Linked DNA regions of Mus musculus: region 2 is linked to region 1. Evidence: chromatin loops called from intact Hi-C (ENCODE). Cell type or tissue: heart. All regions are shown on one strand. Each heading gives the region's core, and the rest is flanking DNA. Links, peaks and the distances in the headings are about the cores only. Region 1 overlaps Pde4b (phosphodiesterase 4B, cAMP specific). Region 2 holds the start of Mir101a (microRNA 101a).

The links. Peaks named below come from ENCODE experiments on the same cell type or tissue, not always from the same donor. Only the 100,000 strongest peaks of a DNase experiment are listed, where the experiment ranks them.
Region 2: it touches region 1 in a loop (4-fold over the local background); 2 of 42 quality-filtered maps call a loop at or near these places.

The regions. Positions count from the first base shown.
Region 1 is chr4:102,501,578-102,509,577 of GRCm38, reverse strand. Pde4b (phosphodiesterase 4B, cAMP specific) reads right to left here. Exons shown (of 15, transcript NM_019840.2): 5 at 3,536-3,585. Gm52668 (a long non-coding RNA gene) reads left to right here. Exons shown (of 3, transcript XR_003955083.1): 3 at 1-1,369. Among named protein-coding and RNA genes, the nearest start is that of Gm52668, 9.9 kb to the left of the region's middle. In heart, for the core only: CTCF peaks have their summits at 1,574 (motif pointing right) and 3,592 (motif pointing left); a DNase peak (open chromatin) is centred at 3,687; H3K27ac peaks cover 474 bases.
Region 2 is chr4:101,344,669-101,356,062 of GRCm38, reverse strand. E130102H24Rik (RIKEN cDNA E130102H24 gene) reads left to right here. Exons shown (of 2, transcript NR_040708.1): 2 at 8,960-9,539. It overlaps Mir101a (microRNA 101a), which reads left to right and starts at 9,036; the gene lies at 9,036-9,118. It overlaps 0610043K17Rik (RIKEN cDNA 0610043K17 gene), which reads right to left and starts at 2,280. Exons shown (of 4, transcript NR_040640.1): 1 at 2,175-2,280. In heart, for the core only: CTCF peaks have their summits at 6,473 (motif pointing left), 8,341 and 8,541 (motif pointing left); a DNase peak (open chromatin) is centred at 5,232; H3K4me3 peaks cover 293 bases; H3K27ac peaks cover 247 bases.

The sequences.
Region 1 (8,000 bases), core at 1-8,000:
AGTATGATAGAATACCCTACTCCACACGTTATTCTGGCTGCCACAAAATTCTATACTTGATGTATATATTGTTGTAAATTAAGTCATTTATGAGACTCAGAGGTGAGAGTTTCTAAAAAAAAATATGTTTCTAATCTTTTTGTGTAGGAAAAAAAATTCCTTCTGCAAACGCAGTGATCACCTAGCGATTTATTTTCTTAGTAGGTTCTCTCATGACATAGTCAAAAAAAGCGTAAATGAGATATATGCCCGAGCACAGGAATAAGGGTATGGGGAAAGCCTGGCAGTGGTTACATAACCGCACATATGTATACAAGTTGATTTGTTTCAATTATTTGATTTGGTTTTTCCTTTGGGAAATCTTGAGTTTTCAGTCTTCCATGTTGAATATGTCCAGGTGAAAGAATTCAAGTTCCTGCCTTGTTTTAGACTTAATTTTCTTTTTATTATATTATTTTCCTTTCTTTTTCACTCCTACACAGAAAATAAAACCCCAAGACTTTACTAATTCAAAAGAAAGTGATGCTGGTCTCCAAGTGGAGCGGCTCATAACCTAGGATTTTTACTGCCCTCACGAGGCTTCACTGTGACCTCCCAAATCTTCGCACTCAGGCTTTGGAGCTGCTCTCTGCCCATTTAGTCCTCCATCTTTGAATGGTGGCTTCCCTACTTTGTCAGCAAAATGTCACCTTCTTAGGTTTCATCCTTTCTTATTCAAAACTGCATGAACACATTGGCATACGTAAGGCCCCAACACCTTCTAATTTCAGTAGAGTAAGTGATAAAAACTCTGAAGAAAGAAACAGAAGCGCAGAAGTAAACACTTCCTTCAGACGCAGAAACTGGCTTATTATTATATTTTATCTTTATGAGCACATTCTTTCAAATACAGTCCAACCTTTACGTAGTCCTGGCCAGTTTGGCATTGACTCTGTTCCGGCCGTGTAGACATAATTTACCATACTATAAAGACAAAGAGATGAGAAAGATGTGGTCTCACCCCCAGGAACCCAGGATCCAGTGGGACAGACACACCACTGGGGAACCATTGTGTACCCCAGAATTAAGTTCTCGACAAAATAGGAACAATCATGCTAAAAACACAAGTTGTCATTTCAAAGACAAGACTTTCCTATTGCTCCCCAAAAGCTGAGAATCTGGTCCAGCAGAGAGAAGAGCTGACTCTGATTGAGAGATTTCATCACCCAGTGACTCGAGGTAAGTTTAGAAACTTCAACCAGATTGGAAGAATTCATTGGAATTGAAGAATCACATTTCATTTACATGAATGAAGAAGCAGCAGAAGAAGAAGGAGTAGAAGAGGAAGAGAAGGAGCGTGAAGAGAAGAAAAAGTAGGAGGGAGAAAAGTATGGGAGGAGAAGAGGAGGGAGAGAGGAGAACAAGGGGGTGGGGAACAAGGAGAGGAAGATGCTGCAGGGAGCCATCTTTTGCCATCTGGCTTCTCCTGTTTGCTTCCATTGTTGAATATGTTCAAACTATTATCTTGTACGTTTTTTCCTCTTTAGATTTATTTATTTATTATGTATACAGCATTCTGCCTGCATGTATGCCTGCAGGCCAGAAGAGGGCACCAGATCCTGTTACAGAGGGTTGTGAGCTACCATGTGGTTGATGGGAATTGAACTCAGAACCTCTGGAAGAGCAGACAGTGTCCTCTTAAACTCTGAGCTGTTTTTCCAGCCAGCGTCCTGTACTTGTTAAACCTTCTATTTCTATCAAAATGTACAAGTTCAAATTAAGTACTTCTAAATGCACACCTGATTTTCTTTCATAAATTTTCAATAAAAAACCTTATGTTCTAAAGCAGTGCTCCAGTGCTCCATGCTGCTCACTCAAAGCCGTGTGTTTTTCATTCCCCTTTAAAGTTTCTATTTAAACATGCCTCTTTGTCATATGCTGATAAATATTAAAATAACAGGAAAAATCTGCCCGACTTATTTCAGCTGATAATAAGAACAAAACACGGGATGTGTGTCTCCTCTGTCCTCTTCTGCCTGTGGTTTACCGTTGAGAAGATTCCGAAACCAGTAATTACGTAATAATTAGTACCACCACAGTCTCTTTCCAGAGAAAACCGAGGATTGTTGTAGTTTGCCACAAAGACCGACAAAAACAAATTGCCTTAAGGGGCATCCTTACATCTTAGCTCCATTGTTTCAAAGGCACTTAAGAAAGCTCCCGATGCCAAGCTGTAGTCAATGTGCCAATAATCATAAAACATCTTTCAGTGTTTTTGCTAATGAGTTAGTTTATAGAACCCTAAGTGCCATACACCCTCCTGGTATATGCTCATATTTATTACAAGAAACAGGAAATGTATTCTAAATATTCAAATTGGTATCAGAAACATGTTGGTAGAATTGCAAACAAAGCCACCACGTGGGCAGGCCAATAAGATGAAACAACAGGCGGTTCAAAACAGCTCCTTTGATCTCCTCAGCGTCTAGCACAGCTACACACTAAGACGCTACTCTGTTTCTTTTTATACCTAACGGAAGTGGCCCATCAGCATGCCGAGGTTTTGAAGTCTGTGGGCAGAACACTGTTTCCTTCTTTCTAGCTCATATCACAGGACTCCACCTTGCCTCATGTCTTTCTTTCACTTTTTTCCTACATCTTTTTCCTTCTAAAAGTTTTAAAAGCATATTCTGTAAGTGCTTCAGAAGCCGATGAGGAAATGGAATGCACTGCCTTTGTTCCCTTCGTTCAGAGGTTAGTAATTTATGACACTTCTGAGATCCTTATGGCCGTCATACTAACAGAACACAACATCTGAGGAGGAAGTACCCGGACTAGCACTGTTAGATATCAGAGGGCCATGCCGAGTGTATCTTCGTCCCCTGCTATAAGAATGGGACAGGGTCAAGGGAGAGGAATTCATGGACCTCATCAAAGTCACCTAAGTGGTTGTATGTGACAAATACATGTTGGACATATCTCTCTGGTGTTCCTCCAAGGTGGCCCTCCTTCTCAATGGACTTCGATACACAGGAAGAGCAGATGCTCGTAACTGAAAGATGAGAGGAATGAAGCTGGATGACATCCAAGAGAAACTCTTTGTGAGCTAGAAAGAACCTTTGGTTTCACACCTGGCTAGGATGCGGAGCAACTTGTAGCTAGAGCTGATGCTAAGAGGAAACCCTTTAATGTGCCTTGGGGACCTTGGGCTAATGTGGACACCCTGTGGGGGAATGTTTGAGGTTAGCACTCCAGGAGTTCACTGGGGGTTCAGCAAGCTAAGGTCAAGTTGCACTCTTGACATACATACAGCTGCCTCCTCTTCTGGATGCGGCAGGACCACACATTTAATTGTGAAGCCCTAGGCACACAGTGGGCACTTTGTTTCTAAGTATTTTTAGTTGGGCTTCACTTGGGGTGATGGGACACTGTTGAAAAAAGGTCACCAAGTGACTTGCTTCTGAGGGTTACAGTGTGCATATAAACGCTGTTATTCTAATAACAGTCTCGAATAATTGCTTCAGAATGTAGAGATGGATCTCTGGAGGAGGCCTACCTTGCAGGCTGACTCTGGAGACTGGAGCCTGACTAGCCGCTGGTGACCTCCTGTGGAGAAGCAGAAAAAGAGGCTGAGTATGCATTGAAAAGCACCCCCACCCTACCACAATCCCTGATGCCCCAGGAGATTTTCAGGGCTTAATGAGTTATCCAGTGACATAAGGCTATCACCGGAAGGCCGGCTCCTGTAATATGGGTAGACGATTGCAATTCTCTCATATCCAGATGGCCTGGAATTTCCCTCTGCACAGCATCAGGATGCAACAACTCCCCAGGAAGGAAGTTGTTTACCTCAGGTCCACTGCCAACCCCTCCACTTCAGGTTTTCTGATAGAGCCTCTCAGAAAAAAAAAAACAAAAAACAACAAACAAACAAACAAACAAAAAACCCACCACCACCACCACCAACAACAACAACAGCATCAAAACTGTTACTTAGGTCTCAATTCAGAAGTCAACATGAATCCCAGTTCTTGGAGGACAGAAGGCCACAGCCAGAGGAACACTTAGAGATGTGTCAGTTCAGGACCTACATTATCTGCACCTCAGGAAACCGAGATGTTTGAGAGGACAAATCATTTGATAAATACCACACCCAGCAACTAGCCCACAGCGATCCTGGTTTCTTCACTGGAGGCACTGGCTCTTCATGGAGAAATGAGGTGTTATTTTTCACCATCTCCTTACACCAAGAGGCAAACGAAACAAACCAACCAACCCGTATTCCACTAAGAGTGCAACGCCCCTTATTTGCATGTGTTTGTGCACATGTGTGCAGATGTGCTTGACCGTGTAGGTATGGGTGAAAGCAGGGGTCTCTCACTGAAGCTGGCAATTGTCTTTTCGGCTAGGTTCACTGGCCAGCAAGTCTCTGGAATCTGTCTCTGCCCCTCGGGGCTAAAGCTAGGAGAATGTGTTATCTCGTAGGCTTTTCATACTAGCTTTTCTCTCTTGTTTCCTGTCAGTCCCTAGTCCTTTGCTGGTCTCATCTTCCTTCTGGTGCTTGGCAGAATTTCTCCATCAGACTCTCGCAGATTCCCAGTGCATTGCTGGAGGCCCTCCCTGTGCAAGTATACAACAGTGACCTCTAACTTCAGAGTGCATCAGAGTCATCTACCAGACATATTAGAAGATTTTGCTCCAGCCTGCCTCTGGTCTTCTGATTTAGTAGACAAGAAGCAGCCCTGTCTCTGGGGTTTCAAAGCAGTGACCTGCAGTTACCCTTGCCTATGGGATCCCATGCAGTGACCCTCAGGGGAGAGAGAGATCTGTATTTCTAGCAAGCTCTCAGATGCTACCAACACTGGTGGTCTCAGATGCCCCTTCAGAAGCCCTGACAGTAGTCTGTGCCACTTTCCCACACAGGATGTTGTTGATGGTCAAGAAAGAGATGCAGGCCAGTAGTTATGAGTATAAGTGTCCTGACATGAGTGACGATATCCTAAAGACAGACACTTGTACCCATCCCTTTGACTATTAGACTGATGAGACAATGGACCCCAAGACATTAGGATTTTCCCCAGTGGAAAGAGAAAAAAAGATCCATGCAGTGCTGAGGACTCGTCAGACCTGGAGCTGAGATGGATAGATCAGTCATAGGCAGGACCATAGATAGCTTGAGCAGAACTCTTTAGTTATGGGCCCCTCTTGCCTTCTATTCAACCTAACATTCTGGTCCAGAGCCTGAAGATGGTCTTGTGTATGTGTGGGGGAGGAGGGTGCCACTGAGTTGCTTCCCAGTGCTGCTCTATTGAATAAATCTCCGTTTTCTGTTGTCTCTTTAATTGTTGTGTCGAGAATGTATAGCATGCTACTCAGCCAGGGCCCAGACTTTGAGTCTAACAAGCTCTGGTATCATAAGCAAGCATCAGCCTCACTCTGGGAGATATTTCATAAATACCTTTCCCACCTCTGAAGAGTTCGTTTTCATATGTCTGGTGCAGGGCCTAAGGATCTGCACTTTAAAGTCCTCTTTGGATCCCCATGCATAGGCAGGTCTGAGGGAGAGGCCAAATTCTAAATGATGGAGAAAAGCATGCAAGGCCATTGCTGAGGAAGGCTCTGCTTGCTGGGTGGCCACAATTGTGACTTCTCTCCAGATATTTCTTTCCCTGGGATAAGAGAACCTGTATGTAGTGCTTTTTGTGTAGCTGCAGGTCCATGGACAGGTTTCCATAGCTACCACCAGTGGCCCTACTGGGTGATGCTGAGCAATATTTTCTTTGGCATCTGATTCTCATGTGCGATGGAGTAGGGGAATCCTCATGCCAAGATTGCTGTTCTCTGTTGGACACCGTGCTTGACATTTCTCAGTTCCCTCCCGAGGGAGTGTTATCATTTAACTTTAGGGAGCAGGAGACTGGAGAAACCCGCTACAGCACACATGGTGGTTTCCAACTGGCAGGGAAATATTCAAAGCCAAGTCTTTCTGAATCCGAAGTGCTAAAACCTTTACTTTCATTATACCATCCACTGAATACTTCTGCACTAGTCCTGAGAGCTGGGGTTTTGTTTGTTTGTTGTTGTTGTTGTTTCAAGGAAATTGAAGGATTTCATTCCAAATTCTTCAGCCTGGCACACAAAGCCTTTTTAGCTTTCTGTCCTCACCGTCCATCTCTAGTTTATCACTAGACTTCCTCGGTGCCTGACAGTTCATCTCAGACCACAGACTGGCTGTGTGCTCTCATGCATTTCCTACTTCTCCCTTGCTGAACTCCAAAATTGTAATTAAAATATGAACGGTCTAATTAGGGTTTGATACATAACTCCCTAGATTAAAGGTAAACTTTATGTAGGCAAGGAAAGACTTGCTCACTACTGGGTCCCAGGATGTTATCTGAGAAAGCCTTCATATGCCAAATACACGGTAACACTCACTGAGTGTCATGTTAGATCAATAGATGCATGAAAATTTGATGGACACTTGCTCAGGCCCAGGTGGGTCTCTTCCTTTGCTTTGAACTCAGCCTGCTCCTTTCTTGCTGATGCTCAGGCCATCCTTTTGCTGGGGAAGCTCTCTGCACACTAAACATCATGCACCTTTGAAGATTACAAATCTTCTTCAAAAGGACACACATATTCCTAATCGAAAATTGCCCCTCTTCTCTCTAACCTCTCATGGTGCCTTGGTGCTCAGTCTTGGTTCATAGGCTGTCTATGTTGCATGCCATTTCTTATTGCTGGGACTTTGTGGATGTCTGTCTTGGGGGCTGACTCTCTTGTATAACTTGGGACTGTATTGAAACCATCTTGCACTTATGCTGGAATGAGTGGCCCTTGCCTGTGCTATGTAGTTTCCTACACTTACTCTACTGTTGTACTGTACCTCGTCTCCCACCTTCCTGTCTTTTCCCCTGGCACAGTTGTAAGGAATATAAGGGGAGACCGAGTCTCATTCCTTCCTAGTCGCACCCCTGTAGTCTGGCATCAGAGTGATGTGCACCTCACTGCATATCCAATGGGTTTACAGCACCTTTGAACTTTTCTCCTACATGGCTTCCGAGTTCCCCAGGAGGCTTTTGGAAAAGAAGATCTCAAACTAGGACCTCTTAAATGTTAGAAATACCTACTCTCTCAGTAGCTACTCATATTATCTAATTCTTTCTGCAGTTTCTTGTAAATTCTTTTGTCTTGGAAGTAATCTTGTGACATCTTAGCTTTTACTTAAAGTTGTTCATTCAGATAGGTATTCTTGTATGGGAGAAAAGGCAAGGGCCATGCTGACTTGGTTTATCACGTCTTCCTGATAAGTGGTCTAGAAAGGAGACTCAGTACACTTTAATGAGTAGATGGCTCCTGGAAACCACATTATTGTCGGTAAGTCATGGGGACTGCCAGCTGGAAAACTCATGGGCCCAAGGGAAAAGAAACAATACTGTTGTCTGGTTTCAAGCAGTCTCTAAATTATAAAAGAATGGTTGGAAGTTCATTACCTGGTTGCAAGATGTTGATAGGAACAGGGAAGGCTTGTGGCCACAGTAGTTAATGTTTTCAGCCTGAATCGTATAGTTTAAAGAGAACTGGGCTACAGCAGAAGCCAAGAATCTTAACCCCAATCCAGACTCTGGCACCTTCCAGGTGCGTAGCCCCTGGTAGCTCACCGAACCTCAGTTTCTTTCTCACTTGGGGCAAGCAGGCAATAACTACTATTTCCTGATGATTTACAGTGTGTGAGGTCCCGTGTGATGGGGCTCACATATATTCCCTCGCTTTCTCTGAGGGAATTTGGCTAGGTATTTTCCATATCTGAAGTGTTCAAGATTTTATGATTCTCAGCTAATTTAAATCCTATGCCAAAATATACAAATCTCTGAAAGACATTCCAGGTACACACTAAAGAAGATGGCTATTAATTTTCAAAGAATATGTACATTCTGATCAGATTATACCTCTGAAGAATTGTGAATGCAAAGACGATGTGATTCCTCTGTATGCCACTGATATGTCACACATATCAGTCATTG
Region 2 (11,394 bases), core at 1,968-9,967, 1.2 Mb after region 1:
GGGCTGCGGGAAGGCTGTCAGAGTGGGCTTTGCGGTACCTAGCCTGTCACGCAGACTCTTGGGGGGCAGGGGGAAGGAAAATGGAGAGAGGTTGGGAGAACCTCTGTTTCCCCTTACGTTTGGGAACGCCCCCCCTCTTATCCCCCACTCTTTCCCGCTTCTCCCTGGACTCACCTGTTTGTTTCCACCGCTCAGGGCTCTGGGTTTTTGTTTGTTTGCTTGTTTGTTTTAAACGTGCGCCAGAGGGGCTGGGCTTATTACTATTATTTGCGAAATTATTGGGAAGGCGAGAGGGTGTTGCTGTAATCGATCCTAGTCCAGGTCGGTTTTCAGGAGGGGGAGGGGACTTGGCGAAGACCCCGGCTCCTGGCCGCAGCTGACCCCGGGGCTCCTCCCCGCCTTCCCGGTGAGGAATCCTTTCCCTTGCCCCGCGAAGCCAGCTGCCACCTTCCTGGAGAAAGACCACACCTATGCTTCTTCCCGCTTTGGAGGCGAGGTGAGCTAAGAAGCCAGACAGTGCCCTGCCCACCAGAGCTTGGCCAGACCTCGACACCCCAGAATTGGTAAAAGGCGCTTCTTTTCACCTGCTGATAGCGTTGGTACGTCAGCCCTCTCTAGTCCCCAGAAGTTGCAATTCACAGTTTACGTTAAAATTTGTCTCTTTCTTCACCCTTCTTCCCACCGGCAATGAACTGTTGAGTTTAAGTTGAAAAAGAGAGGTGTCTCCCGCCCTGCCCCTAGTGAGGGTTTTTTTTTTTTTTAATTCCACAGTAGGTCTTCCACTCAGACCTGCACTTCTCCGGTCTCCTCTATCTCCCACTAAACTTAGCCCAGAGCCAGGCCTAAGCTTTTATTCCCTGTGGGCCGCACCCTGGCCCCTTGCCTTTCTACCGAGCCAAATGCTTCTCAAAGCAGAAGGCACACCCAGCCCCAAGTCTCTTCCAAGAGGGAGGGAAGAAGAAAGGATTTGGGGGGGGGTGTCCTCAAGTTCCGGTTTCCAAAACCCCCGTAGCATTCTCCTCCCGGAGCCTCCTGAATTCTTCCTAACAGCTGTTTTCTGCAGTGCCTTTTGCTCCTCCTGGCCTTATATTGGAGAGAGTGGATGGGGAGAGATAGCCACCCCCACCCCTTTCCTAGAACTAGGCAATTTTTTTCTCTGTCTTTTCATTTATTATGTTTGGAATATAAAATATGCAAGTGTGATTGCCTGTTATTAGAGTTGATTTTCTTCCTGGCTAGTGACTAACTGGGACTCCAGAGGGAAGGAGAGGTGAGGGATGGTGAGAGGGGGATCGTTCACCACCTATGTGTCCTGGGAATTGCCAGAAGAGACCCTTCTGAAAAAAGGCACTTCTCCCTTCCATGACATCACCACTAAGCCCTTCCAACTTTAGCTTCAGAACAGGAAGAAGGCTCAAAATAGAACTAACTACCTTAGGAATCCAGTTCCTTCACGAGATCAACTTTGAAATCAGCGGCTGGGGGAACAAAGTGAGCTGTGACCCAGCGTGAAAGGGAAGAGAAAGCTATAGTGTTAGTAAATGCTTTTCTCGAGGTAGTCTGGAATACTGAGGCTCATGAATGATAACTGAGGTGTGGTGTTTATTATTCATATGTGTTGGCATGTAAACAGTAGCAGGTCTTTGTATGTATAAAGTGGGACTCGTGGATTATGATCTGCAACCCTGGTAGATCAGCCTGGTAGACAGAAGCTAGGAAGGGGTACTTGAAGAAGAGTGAGTCTTAGGATGCAGCGGCAGCTGTTCTCTGAAAGTTGAGAGGCTTAGTGTAAACAATAATTGTAACTTTCACAGGGTGACTAATGTCCTAGACAAAGAAGCTCCAGTGTCAAGGTTTCTCCCCTTTTCCTTGGAAATTAACCCTGGTTGTTCTCTGTGTGGTGTGCTCTCTCTCTCTCTCTCTCTCTCTCTCTCTTTCTCTCTCTCTTTCTCTCTCTCTCCCTCTCTCTCTCTCTCTCTCTCTCTCTCTCTCTCTCGCTCTCTCGCTCTCTCGCTCTCCTCTCTCCACTCTCCTCTCTCCTCTCTCCCCTCCCCCTCTCTCCATAGACCAGGCTAGCCTGGAACTCAGAGATCACCTGTCTCTAGGATTAAAGGTGTGTGCCACTAAGCTTGGCTGGCTATGCCCCTGATTTGAGATAACACCTTTCTCCTTACCGAGCCGACTTTCCAGAAACAGCTGCTTTGCAATGTATTGTAGAAAAAGAACATACTGGAACAGTTGGTGTATACGGCAGCAAGACTTGCTGCTCAGTGGGTTAAGGGCTTGTATCCGGATTCAGGTTTAAAAAAATCTAAGTGACTGACAGAATAGTCTGTACCAGCTACTACTGTAGCCCCTAGCAACCCTAGGCTCCAGCCATCTAAACTAAAGAGGCTGATGAGATCAAGTTTGAAACTCATTTAACTTTTAGAATCCATAAATGACTCAGGTATTGGAAACTTAACTGTTTGGGAAACAAACATTAGCATGCATACACACACACACACACACACACACACATATATACACACACACACACATATATATATACACACTGTTGAATCTAAATACAGATTAAATATCTCTTGAAAATTAAGAACTGGAATCAAGATATGTTTTAAGTATAAATACAGTGGCTTTTTGAAGGCAGTATAGAAAAGAAATACAGGTTTATAATATGTCACTTACTAATTTTAGCTTAGTGGGGTAAAGGTTTTGTTTTCCTTTTGGATTTTTAAGACAGGGTTTCTCTGTGTTGCCCTAGCTGTCCTGGAACTCACTTTTTAGATCAGGTTGGCCTTGAACTCCTATAGATCTTATTCCCTCTGCTTTCTGAGTGCTGGGACTAAAGGTGCGCACCACTAAGCCCAGCTAATTTCAGTTTTTAAAAATGTGTCTATAGCCAGGCAGTGGTGGCATACACCTTTGATCCCAGCACTTGGGAGGCATAGGCAGGTAGATTTCTGAGTTCGAGGCCAGCCTGGTCTAAAGACTGAGGAATCCCACCACATGGAACTATTCCTCTGTCCCAGAACTCCTAATGTCTGCTTTTCAGGAGGTTAAAACCAAACTAACAAAATGTGAAAAAAAATTTAAGGGGGTAGCAGTGGCTTGTGGGAAATTTGGGAAAACTAAGGTACCTCCCAACAGCTGCTTGTTTAAACGTCTCCTGGCAGTAACAATGTATCTGAAAACACTAGGTGACGTGGCAGCAGTTGTGACACATGGTGACAATGTTGCCAGTCTTCTATTACCTTCATTTATTTTGTATTTTCTTTTAATTTCATCTCCTTTAGAGCTCAGGATTGCCAACTCCTGACCCTCCCAAAACTATAACACAGCAGCAATGAGGAATACTGCTTTAGGGGGATTTGTTTTGTCTAAAGAAATTCAGTAATGGCACTGGGAAGGCATTTGTTTGTTTCTTGAGACAGGGTCTCATTATGTAACCCTGGCTGGCCTGAAATTCACTACATAAACCAGGCTGGCATCAAACTCAGAAATCAACCTGCCTCTGCCTCCTGTGTGTACTATCCTTATTTTATAAATGACAAACTGTCCAATATACTGCAAAGAAAGAAATCAAATAGACAATCTTATTGATAACCAGAGAAATGAAGAGCCAGTGTTTGCTGAACTTTTGGACATGGCTGAGATGTGCTGAGAAGGGACATGAAAAGAACATTGTGTGACTTTAGAGAGAGTTGACTGGTTATTAACTACACACAGTGCCAGGCTGTGCAGTTATCCCCGCTCAGTGAGTGACATGTCACCGTGGCATGCCTTGCCAGTAGAAACACGTTTATTTCACACGAATAAGGCTAGTAATGAGAATGGGGGACCCTGCAGAGAAGTGGTGTGTGATTATATTTATGGTCTAGCCAAAGGGTGTGAATTGGAGATCAACATTAAATCTTTGGTATTATCCCTTTTAACTGTGCATTAGGGATTTTCAAAACCTAAGACTCAATATTTAAATGGCAGTGCGTCAGTAAATAGGACACTGTAGGCTAACAGAAAAACCATCAGAAGTTTTAGGGATGGCTAGTGGTGGTGATCAGTCTGAAGTTAACTTTTTGTTATGTAGCCCAGGCTACCCTTAAACACCAGATCTTCCCGCAGTAACCTCCCAGTGCTGGGATCATGGCCAGCTACAATTAATATTTTTTTCCTATTTGTAATGAGTAACTTTGTAAGAAACTACTTGGTTGACTGGTTGTTTTTATTGTTATTTTGGGTAAGTCTTCCAAAGATTCTTTTTAACCTTTATTTTTATTTTTATGTGAATAGGGTGTTTTGCCTGCATGCTTATCAGTGTACCGTGCTAGAAAAGGGCATCAGATCCCCTGGGATTACAGACCGTTATGAGCTGCCTTGTCAGTGCTGGGAATTGAACCCAGGTCCTCTGGAAGAGCAGCAAGTGCTCCTAACTACTTAGCCATCTTCCCAATCATTCATATATATATATATATATATATATATATATATATATATATATATATATATATATGAGAATGAATGATGGGCTCTTGCTCTGTAGCATAGGCTGGCCTCAAACTTAATGCGTAGCCCAAACAGGCTTCAAACAAAGCAGTTCTTTTTCTTAGCCTCCCAAGGGCAGGGATTACCAGTGTGTGCCAGTGCACACAGCCTCAACTGGGGTGTTTTTGATTACTGTAAAAGCATATTCTATAGAGGTAAACACGGAGTGGAAATTACTTGTGAGTAAACTATAAAGTCAAAATTCTGGGTATAAAATGCAATCCAGAGCAGAGTCAGAAAGTAAAGTAACTTGAGTAGCCAGGCTAACTACATTCACACTGAGCTACATGGATTAAAAGGGAAGGCTTTTAAAAGAGAGCATATGGAACAATCAGATTTCTGTCTCTTGGACATTTTTGGACGAAAATCATGAGCTTGAGGAACAAAGCCTGTTTTTTATTGTTTTTACTCAATTAAATTTGTGTGTGTGTGTGTGTGTGTGTGTGTGTGTGAGAGCGAGCCATGGCACTTGTGTGGAAGTTGTGGAAGTCTGTCCTCTCTTGCATCATGTAGGTCTCCGGGGATGGAACTCCAGGCATCAGCCTTTGAAAGAAGCAGTTTTACTCACGGAGCCATCTCTCCAGCCCCCTGCCTGTGGGACTTTGTACATGTCTTCTCTGGAAGGATGCTGGTTTGATCTCATCTACATGGGCCTGCTGCTGTGCAGCCTGAACATTTTCGAGGCCAGTGCCCGAAGTGGATGGGACAGTGATGTGCGCGTCTTGGTGCTGGCTGTGTTTGAATGTCAGGGCTGGCTTTGAACAGAACGTGTTGCCTTGACTTTTAACCGGTCTTTCTCCTCAAGGAAGAGGGAAAACAAAAAACAACAAACCAATCTGCAACCTTTTCCAGGGTTTTCCACAAGTCTTTGGCACATTTAGTTTCTTAAAGTGTAATATAGCCGAGTTTGCAGCAAGGTGCACACTGCATGCACCACTGAGGCTCCTGGCCAGGCAAGTGCGGATGTGGAGACCCCTGCTGCCAGGACACTGCCATACTATTTAATATTGTCAGTCAGCTGGTTTATGGTTTTCAAGTTAAAGGAGTTGGGGATTTAAATTAGCCAGCAGCAGTCTTCAAACAGTTCTGGCTTATGGGCAACTTCCCATGCCTCCAGTTATGTAACACATAGGCAGTTTAATGGCTTCAGGTCATATGTTAATTTTTTAGCTTGCAGTTGGCAGGAGCACAGTGTACCTTCAGTCAGATCATTTGTATTCTGTGTCACTCAGGAGCAAGGTATATGGCACAGCACTGTCCCTGAAGGACTTGGATTTTAAGAAATTTTTCGGAGAAGTAATTACGAAGAAATTGGTTCTTTTTTTGTTGTTTTGTTTTTAAACTTTGGGTTTTTTTGTTTTGTTTTGTTTTGTCTTGTCTTGTTTTTTGTTTGTCTGTTTGCTTGTTTTTAAGACAGGGTCTCCCTATATTTAAGGTTGGCCTAGAATTCACCCTCTAGCTCAGGCTGACTTGGAACTCAACGCAGCCATAATGCTTCCACAGTGCTGGGATTGAATAGGCACGGCCCACTATGTCTGGCTGTTTTGTCTTTTGTTGGTGTTGGTGTTAGTTTGGTTTGGTTTTTCAAGACAGGGTTTCTCTGTAGCCGTGGCTGTCCTGGAACTCACTCTGTAGGCCAGGCTGGCCTCAAACTCAGAAATCTGCCTGCCTCTGCCTCTGGAACGCTGGAATTCAAGTGTGTTTCCATAGATGGAGAAGATTCTGTGGTCAGGAGAAACTAAGCATTAGTATTTTTATACTTTTTGGTTACTCAGATCTCCAAACTTTTTTCTTTTGTAACAATCAAACTAGCTTTGTTCACATGACCTGCGTATGATTTGGGTGAAAACGTGCAACCATTTCCAGGAATCAAGAGTTGTGGGCACCAGCTCGTTCTTTCTTTCAATCTTCACTGCCACCTTGTGCCTCAAATATGTATTACATCAGTTTGCTAAGCCCTACTTGCCAATGACGCCTTAACTTTTAGCTATCTTTGCACTTTGGAGAGGTTGTTTTTAATTTCTGTGAGGTAGATTATTTCATTTGGTTATCACTTTTCTAAAGATGAAGGTCAGTTTTGTAGTACATAGAGTTACTTGCTGAGCTACATTCATTGTGCTATTCTGGTTTTTGACTCCTGATCTAAAGAATTGATTCGCCTATCTGACTTATTTGAGGCAGAGTTAATGTCTGATCTGCATATAGTGAGTCTTTGAAATTGAGCAAATGACTAATTGAAAACACCATTATTTTTCAAATACTTGTCAAGCTCTGCTCATGCTGAAATTGTTTGAGATGTGACTGACATGGGAAAATGGAATGAATCATGGTTTTAAAACGTTGGTATTCTTATGTTGACATTCTGATCTTACAGACCTTTTTAAACACCTCCCAGGGTAGCCTAGAAGGCACAGAGATCCACCTGCCTCAGCTTCCCTAGTGGGACTAAAGGCATGCGCCACCATGCCCAGCCCTTTTTTGTACCTTTTATTAAAAACAGGACTCCTCTCTGAAGTAACTTTAGGGTATGTCTCAAAGGTACAGCTACTAATAATGAAAGTGATGTTGTGTTGCCTTTTTTAAAAGACACATTCCAGCATGGCAGTGGTGGTGCATGCCTTTAGTCCTAGCATTTAGAAGGCAGGGGCAGATAGATCTGTGAGTTTGAGGCCAGCCTGATCTATAGCAAGTTCCAGGACAGCCAGGCCACAGAGAGAAACCCTGTATCCATTATTATTATTATTTTAATTATTGCATTAATAATTTATTATCTATTATACCTACTATAATAGATAATGTGTGGTAATGGTTATATTGTATATTAATAACTACACCCTATGTTAGTGATTTTATTAATAAATATGTTAGTAATATATTGATTATTATTATGTAAAAGTCATCCCAAAGATTTCTAGCCTCACACGATTTTACCTGTAGAACTGGCATAAACCACAGTGAGAGCATGGCGTGGGTGAGCACCGCCCAGCGGGTCAGCAACGTGACTGTTCAGAGTCTAGAGCAGCAAGACTGATTTGGGGGGAATTACTTCTGAAAGTACAAACCATTAGTTTCTGTTTCATGGTCTGGGTTACTAGGAAACCAGATCTCCGTACAAAACACTCAGTAATGTTTGTGAGTGTTATCAACTGAATATCCTGGACAGTGATGAGATGAGCAGGGGAGAGAAGGAAGATCCAATGTCTACAGAAACTAATTTGGACCTGAGTTGCTTAGTTATAAGATCTTGGGCAAATCACAGAATGTCCCAGGGTTTCTGTGGGTTTTTTTTACACTTTTTTAAAAAAGATTTTTGTTTTTTAGTTTTTTGAGACAGGATGTTTATGTATTCCTGGCTGTCCTGTAGCTTGCTATGTAGACTAGGCTGGACCCAAGCTCACAGACTTCTTCCTGCCTCTGCCTCTTGAGTGCTGGGATTAAAGGTGTGCACCACCTCACTGGCTTTATTTTTATTTTATGGATTTGAGTGTTTTGTCTGCGTGTATGTCTGTGTGCTGTGCGTGTGTGCATGTGTGTGTGTGTGTGTGTGTGTGTGTGTGTGTGCAGTGCCCCCAGGGTGCAGAAAGACAGCATCAGATCCTCTGGATCTAGAATTAGAGATGGTTGTAAGCCACTGTTTGGATTCTGGAAATGGGACCCAGGTTCTCTATAAGAGCAGTCTACACTCTTAACTGCTAAGTGACCTCAGCAGCTGTGTGTTGTGTGTACATGTGTGTATGCACATGCACATGTACTTTTGAAGTTATTCTGTGACAATTTCATGCACGTTTATGGTTCTTGATCGGATCCCTCTCCGACTTCCTGCCCTGAGTTTCGTTTTGTTTCTTCAATCTGTAAAGTGCTATCATGTTGCTGAACCTAGTTCCATAATTCCTTTTTGGATGGGTTTGAGAACAATTCATTGTTAACTCCGTAGGATTTTATAAAAATTAAATGAAGAAACAAACAGAAAAGTATTGACTCTCAGGCAGCTGTGAAGCACCCTCTGGTGTCTGGTTATGGAACCGTGTCTCACAGAACTCACAGAGATCAGCCTGCCTTTGCCTTCTGAGTGCTGGGATAAAGGCTGGCGCCAACAAGCCTGGCTCTAAGAAAGGGCTTGAAACTTAACCTTCCTGGAATAAACACTTGGTGCATAGGTGTGAGATTGGGGGGATGCGGTCTGTGAACATAGAGACATACTGAGAAATGTAAGATGTGCATATAACCAGAAAGAAAGTTCACTTGTGCTTACTCCATTTGTGTGTGTGTGTGTGTGTGTGTGTGTGTGAGAGAGAGAGAGAGAGAGAGAGAGAGAGAGAGAGATGTGTTCACCTTTCCTTTACTGTAGTTCAATTGGTCTTTACTGCTTCACCCTCATCAAATGACCTCTTTTCTTCTGCTTTTTGCCTCCATCCAGAAGTGCATCTTTCAGTCCTTCACTCCGAGGGGCACCTTCGAAGGGGGTGACGTCACTGACGGACACGGTGACTGACAGGCTGCCCTGGCTCAGTTATCACAGTGCTGATGCTGTCCATTCTAAAGGTACAGTACTGTGATAACTGAAGGATGGCAGCCATCTTGCCTTCCTCCCGAGAAGTCTCATCACAGCAGGCGAAAGGCATGGGAAGCAGGACACCGGGACAGGACCAGACACACTTCACACCGCTCCTGTGTTCACCACTCTTCCAGGCTCCATTTGGTAACAAGGAGCAAAACAATGTAGCAGCTTGCACAGGGTATGAAGACGGTTATGCTGAGGACAAACAGGGTCTGTGGAACCTTTCATGTCTGGGAAGATTGACACTAAGAAAGTCCTAAGGACAAATCAACATATCTCAAACGGAGAGAAACGATCCATTTTATAAACAAAAAAAGTAACTTAATTGACAGCTTTGCATTTGGTCCTTCACTGTTGGGTGGTCAGAGTTAAACAGGGAATGGCATTATGTGTCAGACAGTATCAATGCATATGAATAAAATTATATCTGATTAAGGAATGGATAGTGACATGGCTTTTTCAAAAAAAAAATGTTATGGAATGTCACCTCTACATGAAAATATTATTTTATTCTATTAAGTAAATAAGACCACTCTACATGACAGCACAGATCAGCTTCAGAGATCTGAAGTTAGAGATACCAGCCAGTATCATGGTTGCATGAAGATCTAGAACCTTAATAGAGGATGTGTCTTCAGCCCACATCACCTTAAAAAGTACCATGAGTGGGGTCTGTGAAGACAGCTCTGTCACGCGTGTGCTTGTGTAAGTACAAGGACCTGAGTTCAGGCCCAGCCTCAGTGTGAAAATCTGGCCATGGTAATGTGTGAGTGTAATCCTTCAGTGCTGAAAATCAGAGACAGGTAGATCCCCGGCGCTTCCTCGCCAGCCAGCCTCACCGAATCTCCAAGCATACTGAGAAAACAAGGTGGACGGCTCCTGAGGAGTAACACTTGAGGTTAACCTCTGGCTCCTCCATGCATGCACACAACGGCATGTGCATGACATATAATTGGAGTAGAGAGTGAGGCTCTTAGAGAACCCAGGATTTATCACATTTCTCTCTGTCACTCATCCCTCCTAAGGACTTTGAATACACAAGCCAGTGAGTACCACAGTTGGTGACACTTTTGGGTCACAGTCTAGTGTGGGGCCCAGGCAATTGCATGGAATATGTGTTTTAGGCTCCAAACTTAAACAAGGTCCTATCACCTCTTCCTAGACTAACATGTATGTCTGGGATCCTTTCTACGTGGTAAAGGAACTGAAGCCATGACTTACATGTAAAGAGTCATGCCCATTTGAACTTAACCAATGGCAAGGACCCAGATGGGCCAGGAGAGCAAAGCCATATATGACTTTTAGCATATGTTGACATGTCCACTTAGTGTCTTAGTTTTCAGTACTCACTTCTCTACCAGGACAGAGGAGGAAAACCAGGCGCCGGGAGCCACCCCGTCTCTTTACCAGTTACTCTCTCTCTCTCTCTCACTTCTTTCCTTTCTCCACCTGCCAGGGACTCTGGTGGAGTCAGCTTGACAAAGCGAAAGCTGGAAAGCTAGTTCATGAAGCAAAGAGTTTCAAGGAAACTCCCTTCCCAGGGGCCTGGCATTTTCTCCCTAATCTATATAAACCATAAAATTAATTTTTCCATTCTCACATTAGTCTAGTGTATAGATCCACGTGCACTCTATATAGTATTACCTTATAGTAAATGCCTTTTAAGATTGTATTCTAACATAGCTAAAGCCTTTTTCCAGTGTTCTTAGATTTCAGATAGCAGCAAGGAGCTTAACCTATTCAGTAACTAATTAGTCCCATCATAAAACAATATAAACATCTGTCATTTACTCAGCTGTCTGTAGATAGAGACTAAAAGTCTCACTGAGATAGAAATCTTTTACTACAGGCTACATTCTATGTCAAGTATAAGTTGATATACTACCCTGATAAGGGGAAACTCTCCAGACAAGATAGTTTTACTAGACCTAAGAATTTAGAGCTCTGTGATAATGCATTACTCTTAAGGCCTATCAAGAGTTAACAACCCCCTGATGCTTTTAACCTTAAAGTGTGAAATTCTTGCCTGGCATTAGGCTGATCCTAGGCAGGGCTTGTTATCCCTAATGTAAACATTTAATTAGTCCCTGTAAATTTCTTTCTGCTGTAACTGGTGAATTTCAGTGTATCTTGTCTTTTTGTGATTTGTATCCTCTGATAATTCGTTGTAATATAAGTCTAAAGCTCAACCAGAACAATACATTCAGATTCAACACATCTTTCGTGTATCTGTCTGTCATTTTCATCCATATTCTTTGCCCATCTGCCTAAGAAATCCTGTTCTTCACAGACCA